2 separate regions of the Homo sapiens genome follow, and region 1 is linked to region 2. The links are chromatin loops, found by intact Hi-C in ENCODE. Cell type or tissue: IMR-90. All regions are shown on one strand. Each heading gives the region's core, and the rest is flanking DNA. Links, peaks and the distances in the headings are about the cores only.

Region 1 (10,207 bases), core at 862-8,861, 540 kb before region 2:
TGAGTCAATTAAACCTCCTTTCTTTATAAATACTCAGTCTCTGGTGGTATTCTTCATAGCAGTGTGAAAACGGACTAAAACAGAGAATTGGTACCAAGGTAGTGTGGTACTGCTATAAAGATAACTTGAGAACGTGGAAGCAACTTTGGAACTGGATAACAGGCAGAAGTTGGAACAGTTTGGAAGGCTCAGATGAAGACAAGAGGATGAATGAAAGTTTGGAACTTCCTACAGACTTGTTGAATTGTTTTGACCAAAATGCTAATAGTGATATATGATATAGACAATGAAGTCCGGGCTGAGATGGTCTCAGATGGAAATGAGGAACCTATTGGGAGCTGGAGTAAAGGTCACTCTTACTATGCTTTAGCAAAGAGCCTGGCAGCATTTTGCACCTGCTCCGGAGATCTATGGAACTTTGAACTTAAGAGAGATGATTTAGGGTGTCTGGCAGAAGAAATTTCTAAGCAGCAAAGCATTCAAGAGGTAATCTGGTTGATTCTGAAAGCGTTCAGTTACATGCGCTCACAAAGAGATGGTTTGAAATTGGAACTTACATTTAAAAGGGAAGCAGAGCATAAAGATTTGGAAAATGTACAGCCTGACTATGTGGTAGAAATTTTTCTGGGAAGAAATTCAAGCCAGCTGCAGAAATTTGCATAAGTAACAAGGAGCCAAATGTTAATCACCAAGACAATGGGATAAATGTCTCCAGGGCATTTCAGAGATCTTCAAAGTAGCCCATCCCATCACAGGCCCAAAAGCCTAAGAGGGAAAATGTCCTCAGGGCCCTGGGCCCTGCTGCTCTGTGCAGCCTTGGGACATGGCGTCCTGCATCCCAGCCACTCCAGCTCCAGCTGTGGCTAAGAGGGGCCAAGGTACAGCTCAGGGCATTGCTTCAGAGAATGCAAGCCCCAAAACCTTGGCAGCTTCCACATGATGTTGGGCCTGTGAGTATTCAGAAGACAAGAGTTGAGCTTTCAGAACCTCCATCTGGATTTCAGAGGATGTGTGGAAAAGCAGGCAGAAGTCTGCTAGAGGGGTGGAGCCCTTATAGAGAACCTCTGTTAGGCAGTGCAGAAGGGAAATGTGGGGTTGGAGCGCCCATACAGAGTCTCCACTGAGGTACTGCCTTGTGGAGCTGTGAGAAAAGGGCTACTATCCTCCAGACCCCAGAAAGGTAGATCCACCAACAGCTTGCACCTTGCACCTGAAAAAGCCACAGGCATTCAATGCCATCCCATGAAAGCAGCTGGAGGGGCTGTACCCTGCTAAGCCACAGGGGTGGAGCTGCCCAAGGCCATGGGAACCCACCCCTTGCATTAGCGTGCCCTGGGTGAGACATGGAGTCAAAGGAGATCATTTTGGAGCTTTAAGATTTAATGACTGCCCGGCTGGGTTTTAGATTTTCATGTGGCCTGTGGGCCCTTTATTTTGGCCAATTTCTCCCATTTGGATGGGAATACTTACCCAATGGCTGTACCGCTACTGTATCTTTTTTTTTCTTTTTGAGATGGAGTCTCCCTCTGTCACCCAGGCTGGAGTGCACTGGTGTGATCTCGGTTCACTGCAACCTCTAACTCCCACATTCAAGCAGTTCTCCTGCCTCAGCCTCCTAAGTAGCTGGGACTATAAGCGCCGGCCACCACACCCAGCTAATTTTTGTATCTTTAGTAGAGATGGGGTTTCACCATGTTGGGTAGGCTGGTCTTGAACTCCTGACCTCAGGTGATCCACCTGCCTCGGCCTCCCAAAGTGCTGGGATCACAGGTGTGAGCCACTGCACCTGGCCCCCTATTGTATCTTGGAAGTAACTAACTTGCTTTTGATTTTACAGACTCATAGGTAGAAGGAACTTGCCTTGTCTTAGATGAGACTCTGGACTTGGACTTTCAGGTTAATACTGGAATGAGTTAAGACTTTAAGACTCTTGGGAGGGAATGGTTGGTTTTGAAACTTGAAAGGGACATGAAATTTTGGAGGGGCCAGGGGTGAAATAATATGGTTTGTCTCTGTGTCCCCACCAAAATCTCATTTCAAATTGTAATCCTCAGATGTCAAGGGAGGAACCTGGTGGGAAGTGATTGGATCATGGAGGTGGTTTCCCCCATGCTGTTCTCATGATAGTGAGTGAGTTCTCATGAGAGCTGATGGTTTTAAAGTGTGGCACTTCCTGGTTCGTTCTCTCTCTCTCTCTCTCTCTCTCTCTCTGTCTCACCTGCTGCTGTGTAAGATGTGCCTTGTCTTCCACCATGATTGTGAATTTCCTGAGGGCCCCCCAGCCATGCAGAACTGTGAGTCAATTAAACCTCCTTTCTTTATAAATTACCCAGTCTCTGTTGGCATTCTTTATATCAGTGTGAAAGCAGACTAATACAGACTCCTTCCCTGGACACTAGAACCATGATGGCATTAGGGATGGAGTTATTAATGCATAATAGCAGAAAGCTCTTTACCTCAACATTATAAAGATAATAAAGGTATAGTTAACAATGATTGTACACACATTGTAGATTCCATTACAGTATTAAATTGAGCAATAGTGTTTGCAGCAAACTATGGGCATTATTCTTTAATTTCCCCTCCCATTAAATTATTCTTTAATTTCCCCTCCCATTAAAGGAGAGGGTGGTCTCTTTTCAGGTAAGGATTGCTCATCTTTTTCTTCTGCATGCCTCATGCCATGCATGCCCCATGCAGGTGTAAGCTAGATGGCATTCTGTATGTCAGGACCATTTTTCATTACTGCAAAATACTCAAACTAAGTTTTAAAGAAAAGAATTTCTATCCTATGCATTGCTATAAGGCTTTTTATTCCAACATATGGTATTAAATACGAGTTATGTGCTCAACTGTGAATTTATATGAAAAGGAGATTAGGACACAACAGGCATAGAGGAAAGATCATGTGAAGACACAGGGAGAAAACACTTATCTGCAAATCAAGAGGAAAGATCCCAGAAGATACTAACCCTCCTGATAGATACCTTGATCTCCGACACCTGTCTGTGGTACTTGATGATGGCACCCTAGCAAACTAACATAATTGTGATGAAACACAGAGGCCCAAGAGTGGCCTTTGTGTTTCATTTCAGTGCTCTATGTTCTGGCCAATTGTCTGTCATCTTCCTTTGTGCGTGAATGAGTCCCCTGTGGGCAAAAGCAGAGGCCACCCGTGGAGACATACCTAGATGGGTGGCAGGCAGACAACCACTATCTGTCATCTACCCAACCACCACTTATGTCCTTTTCCCTCCACATCCCTCTTCTTTCAAAATCCCTCCCCTCCTACTCACCTTCTTCAGGTAGCAGGAGTGGGAGGTAGGAAAAAGCAATAGACTTATTAATGTTAAAGATCCAAGCTGCAAACCTTTGCTTCTGATTAGCTTTTTGGTTTCAGACTCTTTCTCTAGGCAAAATTTTCTCAAAATTATCTGCTACAGGAATTCAGAGAAACATTTAAAACTCTAAAAGTAGACCGATACCACCACCTTCCCCATCCTCCACCCAGCCAGCCTGTGACAGTAGGTAAAATCTGTATACCCAACACCAATTCCCTTGATGGTATTTGGATCCATTTCCAATTGAGAAGCAGTCATCTATCCTTTTTCATTAGCTTCGCCTTCACTGGTGAGAAGTTAGTGGGAAGTAAAGACTCTGGAGGCCTGGAGTTGTTGGGTTTTAAAATTTTATGCCTGGAGGGTAAGTCCACTCTAGTAAATGTGAAGTTATTTTTAAACTTAAAGCCATGGAATACCACTACATTATAGTAACCAGCTATTTTGCAGTATAACCTACATTCATTCATGTATTGTTTGTATGAATGTTCTGTTTCCAGCATAATGGCTTTTAAAAATTAAAGATATAAATTAGCTATTATTAGAGAAACAGCACAATAGTAAAACTCCCATAAATTGGCATAAGAAAATATTAATAATAGACTCTAGAGGGGACAGTCTCTAAAGAATAAACAAACCATTGAGTAGAGAACAGAAATCCCACCCAACCAGTAAGTGCTCTATGCTGATCTTCAAACAATGGGTTCCTGGGTCTTAGCAATAACAACAAAAACAACTCACCACTAACCCAGTGCTTACTGAATCTCATATGCTTTACATGTATTACTTTATTTTTTTTTCCAAATGTCACTTTTGAAGAAGATACCTTTAATATTTCCACTTTACAGATGATGAAATTTTAAAGTGTTATATAAATTGCCCAGCTAGTAAATGGTAGAGCAGGGATTCAAACCCAGCCTTAATATATATACTATTATTTTGATCCCCAGAGCACTCAATATAGTGTTGGGTACTTTTAAAAGAACTAAGAAAATGTTGAGCCATATGGGGGATGATTCAGCCATATTGTAGGGACAGAAAACAGTAAAAGTGACCCAAATACCCTATCTTTAAAATTTTTCTATGTTTTAACCATTTATTTTCCACATTATTCTTTTGTGCAATGTTTGCTGAGCATCTGCTATGTTCCAGGTACGGTGTCGGGTGGAAAACAGGAATAAATAATATACAAACCCTTTTATTAAGTAATTCAGAGTTCAATGAAAGACTTCAAAGGAAAACAGATCATTTTTAAATGATCGAACTATGTGACAGGTGGAGTGGCATTAGCAGAGCACAGAGGGGATGGTCAGGACTGGCTGCTGGCAGGAGGGGACATCTGAGCAGGTGAGAGGCAGGGGTGTGGGAGGAAGACATGTAAGACCTTAACAGGCAAGGGTACAGTGTGAGCACTGGCAGGAAAAAGAGTTGCTGGAAATTTCCAGCAATTCATTGTTGCTGAAGCAGAACGTGTGATGCCGGGCGGGTCCCTGATCGTGGAGTGGAGGAGGGATGCAAAGCATGGAGACCCTTTTAAGGCACCAGAGGAGGGAGAGAGATTGAACAAATAGGAGAGGTGGGTGGGTGAGGGAGAGAAGAGCCACTGAGATCATCACAACTCAAACAAAACTAAAATGTAGTGCATGTCCTTGAGTTCTCTTGCTTTCTCCCATTTTCCATGAAAACGTGCAAACTAGCACCTTAACACTTTTTGTAATTTCATGACAAATGCTATCATATTTCATAGCCAGCAGATGGCACTAAGTATACATAAAATGAACATTTTGCACACTCACTTTTTTTTTTTCTCTTGAGACAGTCTCACTCTGTTGCCCACGCTGCAGTGCAGTGGCGCAATCGTGTTTCTCTGCATCCTGGGCTCCAGCGATCCTCCTGCCTCAGCTTCCCGAGTAGCTGGGACCACAAGCGCCTACCTCCTACTTATTTTAAAAGAGTTCAATCCAGGCTCTACTGTTCCCAAGGGACTTTTCTCCATACTAGGAACTCTAAAATCTGACAATGGTTTGGATCTGTGAGATAGAAAAGGCATCTTATAGGTACAGGGTCCTGTCTTCTGCCAGGGTCTACTGTGCTGCAGTCTCAGAGGGATATCATCAGGGGATCCCAGTAAGGTTGTAAAATGAATAATGATCTTGGTGGCACCACACCATCTCTGTGTAGTGAGGAAAACTTATGTAAAACTGGAACGGGTGAAGGGGTGAAACTAGGAAGGTGTCATAGCTGTTAGAGGATGGGGAGCAGGACTGGGTGGGTAAAGCCTTCAGCTGTGAGGCCCGTTGACATCTATGAAAGAGGAAGAAAGCGGGAGAGCCTCCAGCTGCAAAGGACGGCTGACCAGGGCTTGGCTTGCTCAGTGAGCAGCTTCAGAGCAAAGATTGCCTGATGAAGCAGTTCAGCATTGGGCTGAAACAGCCAGGCCCTACAGTACCCTTCTCATCTGGTTTGGCTCTGTCCCCACCCAAAATCTCATCTTGAATTGTAATCCCCATAATACCCACATGTCAAGGGAGAGGCCAGGTGGATGTAATTGAATCATGGGGGTGTTTTCTCCCATGCTGTTCTCGTGGTAGTGAGTTCTCACGAGAGCTGATGATTTTGTAAGTGTTTGGTAGTTTCTCCTGCGCTCATTTCTCCCTCCTGCCACCTTGTGAAGAAGGTGGCTTGCTTCCCCTTCACCTTCTGCCATGATTGTAAGTTTCCTCAGGCCTCCCCAGCCATGCTGAACTGTGAGTCAATTAAACCTCTTACCTTTATAAATTACCCAGTTTTGGGTATTTCCTTATAGCAATGTGAGAACAGACTAGTATATCTTCCTTGCTCAGTCATTGGCTGGGGGTTACCCAGGAAGAATGTGACCCAGAGTGAATGCCATGCACATGCTGATGGCGCTACAGTTGAAGGCTGTCAGTTACCTCTGCTCCCTGCAGCTGGACAGCAGGTTCTCAGAGGAGTACCCTAAAGGTGGTGTACTTTTGTGGCTGCCACACCATCCTTGTTAAAGAAATAACTCTCATGTATGATCTCCATTGTATTTCTTAGGTCTGTATGAAGCTGTGTAAACAGTCTTGCTCTTTTCAATAGCTGAGGTGCTTTTTAAATAAAATTCATAGGTTCTTGGATATGATTCAATCCAGTATAGTCTGTGAACTGGCTTTGCAGCTTCATCTGAATAATCTCAATATTTACATATGAGTTATATGTATCTCTTGGAAGAAAATTTTAAAAGTAAAAGCCATTATCTATATGGGCTCAAAGGATATGAAAGAATTTTAATCTCAGAAAAGCACAATAAGGAAGTCAATATCTATTTTAATCTCAGGCAAGCATACTAAAGAAGTCAGTAGCTGCAAAAGCTCCTCAAAAAATTATTCTAAGTCAAATATAAATAATCTTATTTGCTCTTTTGGATTATGAATACATCATAGCTTTTTTATTAACATCCAATTCAAAGTTGGCCTATTGTCTGGTGGTATTAAAGTGGATCACATGTGTAGCCCTTAATAATGCACATTGACATGGAACACTTGGCTTGATCCTCGTAATTCTATGAGGTAGGTATTATCACCTATGTACAGATGAAGAAACACATCCTGAGAGATGTGAATTTTAATGCAATTTCTATGAATGACATCTTTTTTTCAAAATCCTATGAAACACAATCTGGTAATTTTTAAGACACCGTACCACTCTTTCCTTACACCATATACAAAAATCAACTCAAGATGGATGAAAGATTTGAATGTAAAACTTAAAACTATCAAAACCCTAGAAGAAAACAAGAAAGGCCATGGACATATGCCTTGGCAAAGACTTCATGATGAAGATGCCAAGAGCAATTGCGGCAAAAACGAAAATTGACAAATGGGATCTAATAAAACTAAAGAGCTTCTGCACAGTAAAAGAAACTATCAACAGAGTAAACATACAACCTACAGAATGGAGGAAAACACCTGCAAGCTATGCATCTGACAAAGGTCTAATATCCAGCACCTATAAGGAACTTAAATCAACAAGCAAAAACAAACAACCTCATTAAAAATGGGCAAAAAGTGTGAACAGACACTTCTCAAAAGAAGACGTGCATGTAGGCAACAAGCATATGAAAAAATGTTCACCATCACTAATCATTAGAGAAATGCAAATCAAGACCACAGTAAGATACCATCTCACACCAGTCAGAATAGCTATGATGAAAAAGTAAAAAAAAAAAAAAAAAAAAAAAAAGATGCTGGTGAAGTTGTGGAGAAGAGAACACTTATACACTGCTGGTGGAAATGTAAACCAGTTTGGCCACTGTGGAAAGCAGTTTGGAGATTTTTCAAAGAATTCAAAATAGAGCTATCATTCAACCCAGCAATCCCATTACTGGATATATACCCAAAGGAATATAAATTGTTCTACCATAAAAACACATATACATGTATGTTCATTGCAGCATTATTCACAATAGCAAAGACATGGAATCAACCTAAATGCTCATCAATGGCAGAATGGATAAAGAAAATGTGGTACATATATACCATGGAATACTGTACAGCCATATAAAAAAATGAGATCACATCCTCTGCAGCAACATGGATGGAGCTGGAGGCCAGTATCCTAAGTGAACTAACACAGAACAGAAAACCAAATACTGTATGTGCTCCCTATAAGTAGGAGCTAAACACTGAGCCCACATGGACAAAAAGAAGGGAATAATAGGCACCAGGGCCTACTTGAGGGTGGAGGGTTGGAGGAGAGCGAGGACTGAGAAAATACCTATCAGGTACGATGCTTATTACCTGGGTGACAAAATAATCTGTACACCAAACCCCATGACATGCAATTTACCTATATAACAAACCTGCAAATGTACTCCTGCACCTAAAATAGAAGTTGGAAGGAAAAAAATACATTGCACAAATGGAAACAATAAAATCTACAATTTGAACATTTATTTGAATAGCTGGACGTGTCATCAGAACAACTCTTGATGCTTATTTAGGCTCCCAGAGTTACCTAAAGAGAACATGAGGTTTAAGAACCACTGATGAGGAATCAAAGCCCTACTTTGAAGAGTATAAATATATATTAAGCATTATATACATATATACACACACATTTTAAAGAATTATAAAATGAACACTTGTATACTTAACACCAAGGAATTGAATATTAACATTGAAGCACCCAGGGCTTCTCCTGTATTGCATTCTTTCCTAGAAGTGATCACCAGCCTATGTTTTGAATTAATTATGCCTATGCTTTCGCTGTTTTGCCACACTATATCTTCTATAATATTGTCTTGTTTGCTTTTAGGCCCTATGTAAATGGCATATATATTGACATGCACACACATCCCCTTTGATGACTTAGTTTTTTAACAGTCTATTTGACATTGGTTCCCACTGATGCTTGTCACTGTAGATCACATTCATTCCTTTACAATATTACGTTGTATGGAAATATCCATTTTATCCATTCTGTTGGTGGGCCTTTGAGTTGTTTTCAGCTTTTTTTCCTCAGGTACAAATAATGCTTCCATGAAGATTCTTGTAATTGGTTTCCTTGGTATATTTGTAACAACATTTCTTTAGGGTGACACTATAAATTGCAGAGACTACATACTTTAAAACTTATTAGGAATTAACAACTTATTTTCTAAGGTGGCTGTACCAATTTACACTCCTACTATAATTTCATGAGAGTTCTTGTGGCACCCTGTCCTCACCAATTCTTATCTGAATGTAAATATTACCATGTGGTTTTAATCTGTATTTCCCTATTTTCTTCTAAGACTTTAAACATTTTACTTTCATTTAAGTCCTTGACCCATTTAAATTTGACTTTTGTGCATGAAGTTATATATATATACCTGTCCTTTTGAAAATGTCCTTATATTTCTCTTATTAAGAATTTTCAAAGATTTTTCTTTCCCCTTATCTCAATCCCCATCCTTTATGAACAGACTCGATGAATTAAAGAATATGAACCCATACAGAGCTTCAGAGACATACACTTTCTAAAGAATATGGTGAGTTTTTCTGGACATAGAACAAATACAAATGAGAATAATAACAAATACTATTTTGGGCCTCACAAATTAGCAAAATATATTCTTAATAAGGCTAATTAATCCCAGTGAGAGTGTTGTAAAATGAGCATTGTTATACACACTAACTTTTGGTGGTGCATACAATCCAAAAGGTGCACACATACCTTTGCAAAGGTAATTTGAGGCTAACTGCATTGAAGGCTTTAAGGGTGTCCACAGTTTTTTTAAGGAAATTTAACTTTATGAAATCTTTCCTATGGAAATAACTTTAAAATCATAAAGTATGCACTAAGATGTTCATTGCAGTGTCTGTATGTATATCTTAACCACTTTTGAGCTATTGCCATTTTTGCTGCTATGTGTATGTATATATATAATTGTCCCCTTCTTTAAAATGTCCTGTTTTTTTCAAAACTAATTTTTCTGTGAGTTTGTCCTTCGTGTATAATAGGAACATGTAATGTATAAAAATATAAACATAATTTTATTATTAAAGTACTCAGATTTTTGGTGTCTATCAGCAGCAAAGTGGTAGAACACAGATACTGTTGAAGCTGTGCATTTGCTTCTGACAACCGGATGAAGCAGATGAAGGAATTGTTGCAGCTTGTGTGCACCTCACTTCTAGCCATAGTTGCAGATTAGTGTGCAAACATAGGATCCTAGAAACTATGGAAAAAGCTTCATTGAATTAAGTGAAAATCTCCTCATGTTTCAAAAGAATAAAAAATAAAATTTATACAGGCAAGAATTCAGTAGAACAATTTGTATAAGAACAAGCTGCAGCCCAGTACTCCTATTTGTTGACATCAAA
Region 2 (10,207 bases), core at 1,443-9,442:
ATACATCCCAAACCTAACCCCTTCTCATGGTCCCCACTTCTCACACTTGCACCACTGCAATGGCCTCTGGACATATCTGTCTGCCGTTCTGGCCCCCTCCCCCTCCAACCATCCACTCTCACCACAGCTAGAGTGAGCTTTACACAAAAGAATTGGGAGGCCGAGGCGGTGGATCACTTGAGGTCAGGAGACGGAGGCCATCCTGGCTAACATGGTGAAACCCTGTCTCTACTAAAAATAAAAAAAATTAGCCAAGTATGGTGGCACGTACCTGTAGTCCCAGCCACTTGGGAGGCTGAGGCAGGAGAATCGCTTGAACCTGGAAAGTGGAGGTTGCAGTGAGCTGAGATTGCGCCACTGCATTCCAGCCTGGGCAACAGAGCAAGGCTCCGTCTCAAAAAAAAAAAGGAATTATAATTAGCTACCAGGTATATGAAAATATGCTGAATCTCAATGAAGAGCGACACACTTTCAAATTAAAGTAACACTGTCCAATGGAGTAATGGCATATAGGAAACACTCAAGAAATATGTATCGCAGACATGAAAAACTACATGTTCATCTACCAAATGGAGAAAGATTTTTAAACTGAAAATTTCCAGAATTGAAAGGGCCCAAATAATCACAACCTTTTTCACTTCTAGTGAAATTGTGACTTTTTTTTTAAGTCTCAAAATATCCTGTAACTTCAAATCTAAAATTTTAACCTAAGGATTTAATTAAGGAAATAAGCAAAATGGTATCTTCTGCATCTTTTCGACAACAGGCTTAGACATTGAGAAATGAAGAAATTAGTGCCTTGTTTGCTCATTTCTTTATCCTTTCTGGCTGCCTTTGGGAGGAGAAGAAGGACATGTGTTTTCTCCCAGGAGGCCTTTGTCCTAGGACACTTGATGTGAATCCTGGCTGCATTTAAAATAATCTAGAAAGTTGAAATACATACCTATTACCAGGCTCTATCCCCAGAGATTCCAATTTCATTTGGCCTACGGTGGGGCCCAGACAGGTTATTTTTTTAAGTCTCTGGGGGATTCTCACAGCAGCCAGGCTGAGAGGGACAGGCCTGGGGGCCCTTCCTCCTCCAGGAAACAGGGCTCCTCCCTTCTCCATATTGTAGGTCTCTGACAGGAGCCTCCCAGAGGTGACCAGACCCCAGATGGACACAGCTGCATGGGAACCTAAAAAAGGCTGGAACCTAAGCCCTCTACCTTGAGAACAGCCATGAGGAGTCCTGTGGCCAGGCCAGCAGTTGACAGGGAATGTCCCTACAATTAGCTTGCTGTGAGCTTACTTAAACAACAGTGCCAAAACATAGGCCGAGTACCTGGGCTCCACCCGCAGTAGTGGAGGTGGTGCCTAAAGAATGCTCATGATCCCAGGCCTCTCCCAGCCATGTTCTTGAGCTCATAAGATTCCAGGTCCCAGATTAATTCAAAGATGATTGATGAAGTCACAAAAGTCACTCATTCACTCAGCAAATATTTATTGAGCATCTACTTTGTACCAGGCACTGATCTAAACACTGGAGATACATCAGCAAATAAAAGACCACAGCGACATCACTAGCAGGGAGAGCCATGGATTAAGCACTAAATGTAATCTGCAAGTAAAACATACAGTCTCCTAGATGGTGATGGGGACTCGGGTAAATAGAGAAATGTAGGGGTGGGTGTGTGCGGAGGAAAGCTCAGGGAAATAAGAGTAGGTCCTGAACCCTGAGGTGGGAGCCTGCCAAAGGTGTTCAGGAACCAGCAGGAGGGTAGGGTGGCTGGAGAGGAGGGGCTGAGGAGAGGGCATGATTGGGGGTAGGTCAGAGAGGTGCATAGGGGAGCTTTGGCTTTTACTCCACGTGGAATGGAAGCCACTGCGAGGTGTTGAGCACGAGAGGAAGGAACCAGATGAGAATATTGCCAAACAGAACTTGGGCCCAGCTACCTGGCACAGCAAAGCCAAACACTGATATCAGGATTTACGGCAAGAAAAAGTGAGGCATTTATTGCAAAGCGCCAAGCAAGGAGAATTGGGCAGCTCATGCTTAACACCAGAACTCCCCACTGGCTGACAGATAAGGGTTTTTCTAAGGCAGTGATATAGTTTGTATATTTCTCCCTGCCCAAATCTCATGTTGAATTATAATCCCAGGTATTGGAGGTGGGGCCTGGTGGGAGGTGACTGGATTGTAGGGGTAGATTTCTCATGAATGGCTTGGGCCATCCCCTTGGTGCTGAGTGAGCTCTCGCCCTGAGTTCACATGAGATCTGGTTCTTTAATGGTGTGTGGCACCTACCCCCACCAATCCCTCTCTCTCAATCTCTCTCTCTCTCTCTCTCCTGCTTTTGCCATGTGAGGTACCTGCCCCCCTTTCACATTCCACCATGACTGTAAGCTTCCTGAGGCCACCTGAGAAGCCAAGCAGATGCCAGCATCATGCTTCCTGCACAGCCTGCAGAACTGTGAACCAATTAAACCTCTTTTCTTTATAAATTACCAGTCACAGGTATTACTTTATAGCAATGCAAGAACTGCCTAATATAGACAGGAAGGCAGAGGTTACAGGCAAAGTCATCAATCAACAAAATGAAGCTATACATTGGCTTGGCCTAAAAAAGGCAGGACATCCTGAAACGGGGTTGGGAGGACTAAAGGTCATAGGTGAATTCAAAGATTTCCTGACTTGTGATTGATTAAGCTTTGTTTAAAAACTTGGGGTCAGTCAAAAGGAATGTTGAGCTCTGGCCTGTGGGCATGACTTCCTCTGGGCACCTCAGGAAGAAATTTAGAATAAGTGGCAGGCAGAGTTCAGTCCTTGTTCCCCCTTATCTGAGGTCTACAGGCCGGCAGATGGCATTTTCCATTTGCTGGGGGTCCAGGTTTATAAAAAACAACTCAAAGACATATGTGAAGATGTTACCTTTAGTTTCTATAGGGAACGAAAGAGTTTGTAGCTCTAGCTTCCTTGGCTGTTGTTTAAAATTACTATTGGCCAGGCACAGTGGCTCATGCCTGTAATCCCAATACTTTGGGAGGCCGGGGTGGGCAGGTCACCTGAGGTCGGGAGTTTGAGACCAGCCTGACCAACATGGAGAAACCCTGTCTCTACTAAAAATACAAAATTAGCCAGGCGTGGTGGCGCAACCCTGTAATCTCAGCTACTTGGGAAGCTGAGGCAGGAGAATCTCTTGAACCTGGGAGGCAGAGGTCATGGTGAGCTGAGAAGGTGCCATTGCACTCCAGCCTGGGCAACAAGAGCGAAACTCTGTCTTAAAAAAAAAAAAAAAAAAAAAAGCTACTGTTCACCTTTTTTTTTTTTTTTTTTTTTTTTTGAGATGGAGTTGCGCTCTGTCGCCCAGGCTGGAGTGCAGTGGCGCAGTCTTGGCTCACTGCAAGCTCCGCCTCCCGGGTTCACGCCATTCTCCTGCCTCAGCCTCCCGAGTAGCTGGGACTACCGGCACCCGCCACCACTCCCCGCTAATTTTTTTTATTTTTAGTAGAGATGAGGTTTCCCCATCTTGGCCAGGCTAGTCTCAAACTGCTGACCTCAGGTGATCCACCTGCCTCGGCCTCCCAAAGTGCCAAGTCTTTATTGTAAACCATTACTGGCTGCCTGAATTCTAAAATTCTTAGGACTTAAGAAGCAACAAGCCATGATTGACTAATCAGTTGAAAAAAAAAAAAAAACAGGTCAAGATGGACCCATCCTGAGGCTCAATCCCAAATGCCAGTCTCCTTTCTGTACCCTCAAGTGCACCTGTCTGGCTTGAAAACAAATTCCCTCTATTTGGCCTCAAGCTAAGCTAACAGAGCAAACAATTCCTTCTACCCAGGCCTCTGCTTTGTTCCAGGGCTTGTGTTTTACTGGGGCCAGGGCCCTGGAGCCACCCTCAGGGATGAGATTTCTCCTTCTCATGAAGGAAGCAGTGTTGAAAGCAAAGTATTTGATTCCTGTTCTTGAGGCCTAAACATTTAACTGTAAAGTATGTAAACTGTGTTCTGGAATTCTGGCTATGGTATGTATCAAGCTACATAAACAACATGCCATCTCGTCTCTCCACGTAACACAGAGGTACAGAGAGGCTGAGATAAAGAAACACATAAATAGGTGGTTAGCTGTGATATTAAAATAAGGGAATCACTGGGAGAATTTCTGTGCTGCTGGAAATTAGAGCTGCCATTGTATAAAAGCTGCATACATTTTGACTTGATATCACCATCAGTTAAGCAGTGGTTATAATATTTTGTCCTGGAAATGTATAAAGTTAAGAGACTACTTGTTTTTCCAGGAGACAGCTTTCCGAAAAATGTTAAAGCAGATTTTCATAAATAAATTATTAGGCACACCTCTATTTTTTTCTATAGCAATGATCACTTTTTACCATAATAGATGTACTTATTTACTTATTTTTTGCACTTACTATTTATTGACTCTTTTATATAAATTTACATAATTTACTTATTTGGTGCATTTATTGATTATTGACTCTTTCCCTCTACTACAGTGTGTAGTTCTTTGAGGCAGATGGAGACCGGTGCATGTGGTGGGTGTTGCTGCTGCTGTGGTTGTTGGCCCAGGACACAGCTAAAAACTCAACCCAGGTCTTCCTGGCTCCACATCTGGAGGTCTATTTTCTCCCCAACTCTAGCCGTGTAGGTGCAGGGCGCCAACCCTAATTCTTTATTACCCTAAAGGTGTTACAGGACTATTTAATTCACAAACAGGGAAGAGATTCTCCCTTTACCAAGCCTCTTCTATTGCAGTTCTCAGTTGCTGTGATGTTCTCCATGCAGACATGGCCTGATCTACTATTTCAACCTTAACATTTCTCAACCACTAAGAAATTTTAGTTTAGTTTTGAATCCCAAGCACCCGGGACACTGGAATAGTGATCATGGAGGAAAGGCAAGTTCTAACCTTTCTAATGAAGGAACAAGAAAACAAAAGCCCAAACCTTTATTGTAAATCATGACAGGGTGCCCAAATCGAACACAAAATGTAATTTTACATTTTATGTAAAATTGGATGCTATTTTTGAATACCACTGGGTGCTTGGAATTCAAACATAAACCAAACCCCTGCATTAATTGCCCATAGAAATTGATCCTGTAATCAATATCCCTCTGAAAATTTACACTAGATCTCTAGCTTTATGTTTTGAATCAATCTCACATTGAACTCACAACGTGACACCAGTTTCTGGTGTTTGTCTTTAAGATAAGCAGGCATAGGGCCTATACTACACCAGGTCTCCAGAGTTTTTATTAAAAGTGTCTTATCTTACATGTACTGTAAGTGAACAGGTGCTCACATCCCATAGGGCACTGGGAAAAGGATCCTTGAGTGCAAAATGTCACAGGTTGCACAAATCCCATTGTCATTTCAAGGAGACTCCTCACTACATTCCTAACCAAAAAGCCAAATTGAATTATTATAGAATTCTGGAATGAACCTCCTAATCCTTTCACAAATCTCTGTCCATCTGCTTCCATCTGACCACACTGGTATATGATCCACCCATGTGAAGACTCTTACTCAGACAAATCATTGGAGATTTTTAGTCAGAGTATAATTTATGTACCAAGTCAAAATATCTATCTGGAAAATATTAGAAAAAGTCAATATAACGAAAAGCTTTCCCTTGTCTCTTTCTTGAAATTCTTCTCTAGCTTAACCTAATTTCCTAAGTCACTTAGAGGCCTTTAAACAAAATGAAATCTTAATGATGTCTCTGCCATGAATAATTAATTGTTGGTGTACAATCTTCTCAACAAAATCCATTCTCATTAGATTAGAGGTTTCCGCAAGATACATGAGTTCATTATGGACATTTTTACATCCTTCTTGTATCTTTCTTTCTTTGTCCATTTTATCTGTGCTGTGATCTGAGATTCCATCACCCTGACAGCCTTCCAAAGAGAAGCAGTGGTCAGGCAATTAAAGACCTTTGAGAAGTGGTAACGTCTTCCTGCTTCAAAACATGGCAGCGTAACTGGAGAGGAAACAATGAACAGTGAAGGCTTGAACTGACCATGGTGGTTTGGTCTTTCAGTGGGAAAGAGGAGGATCTGGGGAAGACAGACTTACCTGTCCTCTTAGAAACTTCTACATCCATCAGTCTTCTGTCTCATGAGAAAGCCTTGAAGACCAGAAAGTCCTGGGAAGAAAGGAACATTGCACCAACCGAACCTCTTGTGTTTTCTTTTCAGATGCTGAAATGCAAGGTCATAGACACAATGGAGAAACTTTAGAGGCCATTTCCTGCTCATTGGACAAATAGCTGGCCACTGCCATGAGTTACAGGTCTAGCCACTGTGCTTCTATGAACTTTGTCCCCATCCCCTTCCCAATCCCTCCTTTTCATTCTTCCCTCCTCCATCCTCACATACAAATGTGTTCAATTGTTCCAACTGTATTGCTGAACCAAGTCAGATTTATTAAATCTATGTTTGAATTTAAAAGCCTAATCTGGAAGAAGAAAAGAATCTCATATACAACTTCAAACACGTTTGAATTTTTCCTCCTAGACATAAAGTATATACACTGGATTATGCCTAAATTACTGTATTTTAAAGTAATGATTCAAAGAACAGTTAGGCATAGGACAGGCTTTGCAGATGTCAGGCACAGAGTTCTTTGTTTCATACATTTTTTACATAGCTATAATCACCCAAGAGACACAATCCTGTATCCTGTTCTTGCTCATCTGTCATGTACATTTTTGAGGTTATAACATTGTTTCTACAAACATCAATTAGAAATATTGCATGGCACTCCATCGAGTCGATACACTCTATTTCAATAAACCATGGTCTTTTCCTTCCATTTTTTAACTACTGTTAATAATGGTGCAATAAGCGTCCTTATGTAAAAAGCTTTTCTGATATTTAGGATTATTTCCTTAGATTCAGCTCTTCTAAGTGGAACTGCTGGATAAAGGAGAATACTTAGGTTTTTGAGATATGCTGTGAAATAGCTTTTCCAAAACACTGTTCGACTTTATGTTCCCACATATACTGTCAGCTGGACCAAAGTGAAAAAGATCAATGAACTTGCAGTTTCAGGTGGTCACAATGTACATAAGAGACTGACTTTAAATATTTATTATGAAATGTACAGTACATACAGAAAAGTATATAAAAATTATATGGTTTAAAGAATAATAATGGCCGGGCACAGTGGTTCACACCTGTAATCCCAGCACTTTGGGAGGCCCAGGGTGGGCAGATCACCTGAGGTCAGGTGTTCAAGACCAGCCTGGCCAACTTGGAGAAACCCCGTGTCTACTAAAAATGCAAAAATAAGCCGGGCGTGTTGACACATGCCTGTAATCTCAGCTACTCAGGAGGCTGAGACAGGATAATCACTTGAACCCAGAAGGCAGAGGTTGCAGTGAGCCAAGATTGTGCCACTGCACTCCAGCCTGGGTGATAGAGCAAGACTTTGTCTCAAAATAATAATAATAATAATAAAATTAACACCCATGTACCCACTATCCAGTTTAAGAAATAGAATATTATGACCACATTAGCAGCCCCTCTTGTGCCTGCATTAGTGTATCACAGCAGCTACAGACAGATCTCAAAATGTCATTGATGTAAAACACACACACACATACATTGATGTCCCTCTCACATCACGGTCCATGCAGGCTCAGGAGCTGTCCTTGCCACCTCCAACAGTAATTTAAGACCCTGGCTCTGGCCCCATTGAAACACAAGCTCTGGAACAAATTTAGGACTGTTAAGAGTCTTAACAGTAATTTAAGACTCATCATTTCACCACCTTGGAATTTTTGCTTTTAGTTAAGTAGAATAAATAAGAGAGGACACAGAGAACTTACATCTGCTTTTAACTGCCTTTCTCAAGGAGTGACACATCTCTGCCTTCTTTGGTAAGAGCTGCCACACGGCCTCGACTTAACTCTAAAGGGGGTTGGAAATGTGGCCTCCTTTATGTCTGAACAATACTGTCCATCACACATTGCCTCTGCCACAGTGTCCTTATCCCCGACAGATAACCCCTTCCTGCCTTCTGTGTTAGTCACTCCCTTGCTTTTCTTTAAATAGTGTTGTAAAAATTGCCTAGGAAGCACAAGTCTGTGTAAGAGAAGGAAAATATCAACGCTATTCTACAAGGGTTCCCAACAGAAGAGAAGGTGGAAAAATGGGCATCACAGGCTGGCTTCCGCTTCCCTGAGAATCTATGAGAGCCCTTTCTAGGGATGTCTGCAGGCAAGGTTATGGCTAAGTCATGGAAACCATAAATTAACACATCTGGAGCATCAGACAGAACTATAATTTGAACCACCTACTAGACACCTGTCAGAAAGAGCTTCGGAGGGAGGAGGCTGCTCGGCATTTTCTTCTAAATTCACAGCGCTCCTCTGTCAGCCCTCAGGAGGAGTTCAGAGCTAACCCAAGCATCAAGGGGAGAGCAGTAGCTTTAATAGCACTGAGCCAAGAGAAGAAACAGGACCAGCCTCCCCCAGGCATTCTTCCTCGGGTCTCACAGACAGTACTAAGACAGCAGGGATCTTGCGATGATGGCCCTCAACTCACAGAGGCTGCCTTCCAGCTCCACTGTTGGCCACCAGCCTGGGAGCTCCCTTCATCATCAGCCTATGGGTTTCCTTCACCTCTCTCCTGCTTTGAATCTCCAGATTCCAGTGCCCCCAGCTCTTTATTCCTTGGTTTACTCTTTATCATTTGTTATTCTTTGAACATAGGGAGCTTTCATTATTTTAAAGTTGTAACTCATAACTCCAATGTCTGGAGTCCTGACGGCCTTTTCTATTGTCATTCTTTCTGCCAGAAACATACCGTCCAGCAGCTTCTTAAGAAATGGTGCGTGACAGGTACGTTTTTTGAGAAAATACATAGGCATTTTTGAGTTTGCAACATGTTTTTTACAACCATCATAGAATGGCAGCATGACATTCCATTGAGTGTACTATGGTTTGGCTGTGTCCCCACCCAAATCTCATCTTGGATTATAATCCCCATAATCCCCATGTGTTGTGGGAGGGACCCAGTGGGAAGTAATTGAATCATGGGGTGGTTTCCCCATGCTGTTCTCATGATAGTGAGTTCTCACGAGATCTGATGGTTTTATAAGTGTCTGGCATTTCCCCTGCTGGCTCTCATTGTCTCTCCTGCTGCCCTGTGAAGAGGTGCCTTCCACCATGATTGTAAGTTTCCTGAGGCCTCCCCAGGCATGCAGAACTGTGAGTCAATTAAATCTCTTTTCTTTATAAATTACCCAGTCTCGGGTATTTCCTTGTAGCAATCTGAAAATGGACTAATACAGAGTGGATACATCCTATTTTACCATACCATGCCCTTTTTAAAGATACTTTATATTGTTTTTCATTTTTCACTACTATTAGTAAAGCTGCAATGAGCATCTTTCCACATATGGATGCCCTCCATGAACAAGGTAACCTGGTGGGCACTATGGAGAAAAAGTAAGGACACAGTTTAGTGGGCACAAAACAAGAAAATGACAGCAAAGGGAAGCAAGTATATATCTACACACACACACACACGCACACACACACACACACACACACGCATGCCTAACAGAGAAGCATGTGATTATGTTTTCCTAAGAGTCTGGGGTACAAAATGCCCTCCGGCAAAAACTAAAGTTCTCTGAGGTCTTTGTGTGTGACTTAATTACACATGCTAATTTTCCGTTTTAATCCATAATTATCATGATGGTTTTGACATTGAATAATAATCTTTTAAATTACTTACCAGTTACCTCATCTGTGGCACCAATTTTAGTTGCTACTTCTCTGAAACCTCCACATCCGTGCCCTATACAATCCATCTCTCAGGTTCCAGTCCAGCATCCAAACCTGGACCCCTCCTCCTGGAAGTCTGTCTTCCGCTGTTCCTCCCTTTTGCCTCCAACTCATCGTATTTAGAACTGAAACAGCATCCCCGATCCACCTCAGATCTGCCTCTAACCCTTATTCCAGCCTAGGATATGAAGATTCTATTTCCATTATAAATCTACCAGATATCAGCCAATTTAATTAGGTGGAAGACTTTTATTCTGTGGAGGTTTCTCACAAAAAAACAAGCGAAGGTGGCTAAAGTATTACCAAGGGACTGTTGCCCTCTGCCCTTTGACAGGAGTAAGCGAGGACTCTTCGTCATTCTAGAGGGGTTCAGAGTACCCAGAGGGCCCAGAAGCCCCAGCAGTGAC

What was found. Hi-C counts contacts between places; a loop is a spot of excess contacts. Peaks named below come from ENCODE experiments on the same cell type or tissue, not always from the same donor. Only the 100,000 strongest peaks of a DNase experiment are listed, where the experiment ranks them.
Region 1: a loop joins it to region 2, with 4 times the contacts of the local background. A loop is called at or near these places in 18 of 110 quality-filtered maps.

The regions. Positions count from the first base shown.
Region 1 is chr7:35,068,480-35,078,686 of GRCh38, forward strand. All of the region lies in intron 1 of LOC105375228 (a long non-coding RNA gene), which reads left to right. Among named protein-coding and RNA genes, the nearest start is that of DPY19L1, 36 kb to the left of the region's middle. In IMR-90, for the core only: a CTCF peak has its summit at 5,107 (motif pointing right); no DNase peak of the experiment used is centred there.
Region 2 is chr7:35,609,399-35,619,605 of GRCh38, forward strand. It overlaps LOC101928421 (a long non-coding RNA gene), which reads right to left. Exons shown (of 5, transcript XR_007060285.1): 2 at 6,080-6,204; 3 at 272-393. Among named protein-coding and RNA genes, the nearest start is that of HERPUD2, 81 kb to the right of the region's middle. In IMR-90, for the core only: no CTCF peak of the experiment used is centred there; no DNase peak of the experiment used is centred there; H3K27ac peaks cover 2,973 bases.